Linked DNA regions of Homo sapiens: region 2 is linked to region 1. The links are chromatin loops, found by intact Hi-C in ENCODE. Cell type or tissue: dorsolateral prefrontal cortex. All regions are shown on one strand. Links, peaks and the distances in the headings refer to the core of each region. The heading gives the core; the rest is flanking DNA.

The links. Hi-C counts contacts between places; a loop is a spot of excess contacts. Peaks named below come from ENCODE experiments on the same cell type or tissue, not always from the same donor. Only the 100,000 strongest peaks of a DNase experiment are listed, where the experiment ranks them.
Region 2: a loop joins it to region 1, with 3 times the contacts of the local background. A loop is called at or near these places in 6 of 110 quality-filtered maps.

The regions. Positions count from the first base shown.
Region 1 is chr2:23,562,163-23,565,068 of GRCh38, reverse strand. It overlaps KLHL29 (kelch like family member 29), which reads right to left. Exons shown (of 14, transcript NM_052920.2): 3 at 2,588-2,906. The coding sequence starts at 2,872. Among named protein-coding and RNA genes, the nearest start is that of LINC02923, 180 kb to the right of the region's middle. RefSeq lists a silencer at 675-1,036. In dorsolateral prefrontal cortex, for the core only: CTCF peaks have their summits at 1,047 and 1,247; a DNase peak (open chromatin) is centred at 1,208; H3K4me3 peaks cover 1,128 bases; H3K27ac peaks cover 1,635 bases.
Region 2 is chr2:23,500,946-23,503,851 of GRCh38, reverse strand. The region is part of intron 2 of KLHL29 (kelch like family member 29); the gene reads right to left. LOC105374325 (a long non-coding RNA gene) reads left to right here. Exons shown (of 2, transcript XR_939831.2): 2 at 1-1,927. Among named protein-coding and RNA genes, the nearest start is that of LINC02923, 120 kb to the right of the region's middle. In dorsolateral prefrontal cortex, for the core only: a CTCF peak has its summit at 1,568; a DNase peak (open chromatin) is centred at 1,511; H3K4me3 peaks cover 1,166 bases; H3K27ac peaks cover 2,392 bases.

The sequences.
Region 1 (2,906 bases), core at 199-2,698:
CCCACACAGTCCTCACAACAACTCTGCTCGCAAGTACAACGACCTCTTCCCATTTTACAGAAGTGACGCCCAGAGAGGTTAGGTAACCTGTCCAGGGTCACTCAGATAGCAAGCGGTAGAAGGGAATTCAAATCCAGGCAGTCTGTCTCCAAAGTCTGGCTGTAGCCACTGCACTAGGCCTCCCCTGCCAATAACTTCAGGGGGAGAGACATTCTTGGGTCATCTGGTCACACTGTCCAGGCCACAGATTTGTTATACACAAGGAGCCGTGAGCTCCCCGAGGGCAAGAGCCAGCCAGCTCTTGCCTGCTCAGTAAAGACCCACATTGTTGACCGGGGAAACCGCAAATACCTGGGCCCGGGCCTGCCCATCAGTTGATGTGGTCTTGGCACGGGGTCAGACACATAGGCTAGGGGACAGGCCTCTGGGTGGGCAGGAGCCAGGCTAGAACGGCGGGAAGGCACTGTGGCCCAAATCTGCCAGGGGTGCTCGGGAAGCCAGCACTGCTGTCCTCCCTTCCCCCCACCCAGTGCTCCTGGGCACCAAGGGACCAGGGCTTAATCCGGGGAATCAAACAAGCCCCTGCAGGAAACAGGCCGGGCTGGAGGCAGAATTCAGTTCCTCTGTTGTGACATGCCAAGGAGCGGGCTGTCCTCACAGGAATGAACTTTCGCCCCCTCTCCCCCTCCTGGCCACCCTGCCCAGTCCTTGCCCCAGCTGTTGTTTTCTGTCTGAGACTGGGTTCCCTTCCTCTCATGTGGCTGTGGTTTGGGATCAGGCCAGTCAAGGATGGTGAATATCAAGCCACTCTGGAGCAAAGCGGGAGCTCTGCAGGCAGCACAGCCCTGTGGGGGAGCCCCAGCACCGAGCCCCTCCACTTCATCCCCCAGAGCAGCCCAACACCATCCCTACAAAGGCATGTATCCTTAAAAGGACAGACACTTTCAAGACGGCCTCCGGGCCCAGCCTCTCTCTCCCACCTGGAGCCCCGAGCAGTCGGTTCCAGCGGCTGCCATTCTCCATATGGCCAACAGCTGGCCCTGCAGAGCGCCTGCCAGATGTGGCCAGCAGGTCCAGCGGCTGGCCCTACTGGGCAGAGGTCACTGAGTCAGACCAGCGCTCGGGCTGGCGCCCAGGGGAGGAATGTGTTTGGCTGGCCTGGGGGCAGCGTGCCCAAATAATCCTCCATCTCCTCTCCCCTGTCCAACATTCTTTCCCTCCCCGCCTCAGTGGGGTGGTGTTTTCATAACAGGAAAATAAAATCAATAAGGCACTGCAGCAAGATGTCAGTGCGCTCCGAGCCAGCCTCCAATAGCTCCATTGTCTCAGCCTCTGCCAGGCTCTGTGGCCGGCAACACTCACAGTTATTAATGGGAAGCAGGGCTGAAAGGGAGTTTTGAAAACCAGGAGACAAAGGCGCAGCACACCTGGAGCGCGGCTTTCCAGCACCACAGCCACCTCACAATGGCCGGGCTGGGGCTCCCCGCCTTTAACTTCTCTGGCAACTTTTCTGAAAGCAGGAAAAGAAAAGCCTAGACACACACACATGTGCACACACATACACTCATGCACACACACACGCATGCAGGCACATACACGCATGTACACGGACACTGCCCCAAGGGGGCTCCTGGGAGGCAGCTCCGAATGGCCAGCAGAGGCAAAGGCAGCCTGCACAGCCCCTGCTCGGTGAGGAAGCAGGATGGGGACCGATGGCCTTCCTACCACAGCCATGGCCAGGGGCCCGGCCCTCCAGGACTCAGGCTGCCTGAGGGGCTCCGAGCAGCCAGCACGATGGAGGACGAGCTCAGCCCAAGGCCAAGCAAGAGCCTTGGCAACACTGTTTTCCACATTCCATTCAGCAACACAGGTTGGCCTCTGTTGCCATTCCCAAGGCTGGAGCCACCTCTTCTGAAAGAAACGGGAATGACCTGGCGCTGACATCCCTGAAGCCAGCTGTGGGGACAAGTCCTGGGTCCTCTGCAGAAAGGTCCCACAGCCTTGGACCAGCCCTTAGAAGGCCTACTGAGCCCTTGCTGTGCCTCAGTGTCCTCAACTGTAAGGCAGGGATGATAAAAGTACTGACCTCACCGTGCTGTGGCAAGGCTCAGAAGAGACAACGGATATGAGAACACGAGGCCCAGTGGTTAATAAAGTGTGGGTTTATCACCCTTTATGACTGTTACTGCTTGTCAGTATCTTCTTGCACACCCAAGTTACTGGCACCCCCAGGGATGCTTGCATGGTCTCAATTTATCTATTTAGGAACCCCATATTGCCATCTTGGAGGTCCACTGTTACTTCACTCATTAATAGCATCTAATCAACATGGCATAGGACAATGAGTGGCCTCAGCACCTGCTTGTCTTCCTACAAGTTAGTCACAGAGAAAGACTTCATGGATAATAAAACCCGCATGAATGCTCGCAAACAGTTTCCAGGCCCAGGTCCTGGAAGGACAAGACTCTGGAGGACTCGGGGCGTGGAGCACAGGCTGCCCCACAGGAGCCTGTGGGGCTGGCCTGAGCCTGCAGGGAGGCAGGGCCCCTCTGTCCGGCTCCTGCTCAGAGATGACACCACATCTTACCTTGGTGGTGACCGCAGACGCAGAGCTGGCCACGAGGCTGGTGATGGCCTCGCTGCTGCCGGTGGTGCAGGGAGCAGGAGCTGTAGCCGGGGTGGGCAGCCGGGAGGGCACCACGGGCAGCGGCAGGAGGCCGGGCCGGACGCTGAGGCTGCTGGCTGTGCCGCCACCGGCCCCCGAGGTGACACTGCAGATGCTGGTGGTCCCATGCGTCCCGTTGACGCTCCATTCGCGGCGGTCCCAGCCCACCCGGTAATCTCTTTCGAAGCGGCTATGGTGCCGGGACATCTCGGTGGGCCGAGGCGGCTTCTCACAGGGAAAC
Region 2 (2,906 bases), core at 291-2,790, 61 kb after region 1:
TCTTTAAACAAAGACGGCAATGTGTGCAGGACTGTGTGGACTAGAGGTCTGGCGTGCTGTGCTCTGAGACCTCCTGTCTGTGTTTCCTTCCTCCTTCGCTGGCAGCTGCTGCCGGTCAGGGTCACAGAACTCACTTGTCACCTGTGGCCCTATTTTATCCATGGGGGCCTGGGAGGAGCTGGAACATGGACGGGGGCAGCTCCTACCCAACAAAGGAAGGGCCTCCTGGCCATGGTGCCTCTGTTCTGGATGAGCGAGGCTGCAGCAGTCTCGGTGGGCTCGTGGTGTGTAGCGGCAGGGACCCTATGAGGAGCCTGCGTGAACCAGGAGCCATCCCTAGGACAACACTAACTTCTATGGCCTCGTCTGTATTTTCCAGTCTGAGTGTCTAAAATCTGCTAAACATTCCTAGTTTGATTGGCAATGATCATGGCAAACATGTAAGTGGCCAAAGATAACAAAGAGAATTATAGAGCCATGGAAGGTCAGGCTACAAGTGACCTTAGTGACCTTTTAGTCCAGCCTCTCGCTCAGATGGGGCAACCGAGACACAGGCAAGGGAATGATTTGTCAAAGGTCAGAGCAACAACAGAGGCAGAGCGAGGCCCAGGCCAGCCCGGAGCAGCCATCCCCTGCCAGGTCTACTTCACAGGACAGCAGCCTCCACTCAGATCTGCCTGCCCTTGCCGTAGCCCTGTGCATTTTAATTGCTTACTCCTTTTCTTATCATGCCCTGGGGTAATTTTACAAAGGGCACAACTACGACATTCAAACAAAACACATCTATTCTCAGGTTATTTTTCCTGATGTAAATCCTTATGATTAAAGAGGAAAATACAACTGTAGGTAAGACAGGCCAAAAAAAAGAAAAAGAAAAAAGAAATATTTCAAGCTTGGCCATCCCCAACAGACCTGAGTCCTGCTAGAATTTTAGTAACCAAGCCAGTGGAGCCAGCTAGAGAGGGCTGAAAAGGGAGAGACCTAGAAGGGGCTTGGACCACACTGCAGCCTGGCTTCTTCTATCTGGAAGTGTCCGTGGTGCTTGGAGAGACAGATGCAGGGTGCGGTTGGGAACCCCACAGGTCCCCCATAAGAATGTGGAGTGGCCACCAGCATCATGGGAATAAGACACACACTGCATCTAAAGAGATCAGCAAAGTGGCCCAGTGGTGGTTTGAATCCCTGCTGACCGCCTGCGCCTAGTGACAGGTGCTGGAAGGGCCAAACACGAGGGGGATGAATTGGTCATATAGGTAGATTTGCAGGAGTTTTATTTCATGCGGGTCAGAGGATGAAGGGGCACAGGGGCCAGAGCCGTCTCTGCCCTCTGCCAGGCCCTGTGCAAGTGTCCTCCCCCTTAGGGGCCAGAAAATCTGGGGCCCCCCAAAAGGTGGGTGGTAGGTGTGGGGAGAGCTGCTGAAACACCCGACTCCCTCCCGGGAGAACCGCCCACTAGTGAGCCTCCGAGCTGCACGGCAGCGTCTCAGGAACACACTGTTCTCTTTGTTGGGGCAGAAATATGTTCGATGCTGATTATGCAGACCGATGAGTAGGCCTCTCTCTCGCTCTCTCTCCCTCTAATCTGGAGTCCTCCTGCTCGGCGGGCACAATTGCATGCAAGCGATCCCGGAAAAAGCACAGAATGAATTTTTTTGCCATCCATTGTTCTGGAGGCATTGCGAATGTCTGACATTCCAGGTGTAGAGTTGTGTAGCTGACTAGACTTCAGAAAACCTCCCGGTCTGAGCCAGGAGCACTACAACCTGTGAAGAATGTGCACCCGGCCTGGCTACACAGCAACAGCACCCGATGGGCCCAGGAGCCAGCAGGAGACCTTTCTTGGAGGAAGGAGTCTTTTTTCTTTGGTTTGAAAATGCAGGTGATGTTTTAAAATTAAAATTAAATTAAGATGCATGTTAAAAACAAACCATCAGTGGCTGCTTCTGGAGGCAGGGGGATGCCTGGGAAGGGGCACGAGGGGGCTTTCTGGGCTGATGGGAATGCTCTTTTACTTGATAGGAATGTGGGTTACACAGATGTCTGCATTTGTCAGTGCAAAACTGATTGAACCGCATGCCAAAGATCCAGGCATTTCGTTGTAGAGAAGTTACATTAAAAACAATATTTAGAGGGGACCTATAGGCTGTCAGTGGTAACAAAATCTAGATTAATGAGTTTTCCAGATAAAAACAGTAACAGTTAAAAATCAGAAACGTTTTTAGTTTTACTAGTTTGAAGGAAAACGAAAAAACAGCAGCGTTCTAAAGCTGAGTGAACAAAGAACTCCAAATTACTTCAACTCTTTTGCTGACACAGGCTCTTCAACCTGAACATCGATGATCGGGCTGAGTGATAATGGAATTAAGCATTTTGACTCCAAAGTCCTGTCCTCGATGCCCATGCTATAGGTCTATTTCCACTGCTGTCTCTCGGCCGCGGCTATCTCCCACCCTCAGGGAACGTGCCTGCACCTGTATAGCCTCTTTCCCCGGGACCAGCTGACACTACAGGGCATCTCAATTAGGTTCAATCCAATTTGTATCAGCCCCCTATTCCAAAGCAGGAATAGGGGGCTGATACCAATTGGACCCGGTCTAGCAAGGAACAGACCCTGAGATCCCAACCTGGGCTGGAAGGGAATCTGCCCGACGTGTTCACGCGGGGAAGAGTTGGGGATTTCTGATTGGAGTCCGGGCCATCAGCCACCCTGAGTCTCAGAGTGGCTCCCGTGTCCCAGATCCCTGAGATGACCCAGTTCATCCCAGGACTGACACCCTCAAACTACTGCAGGAAGTAATTTCAGCTAATCAAGCTGCTCGTCAGCTCTCCAGACTGGGCCACCACTTTCCCAGACAGCACACACAGGCCGGGAGATGCTCCGCCGCAGACAAACAGATGCGATTTCC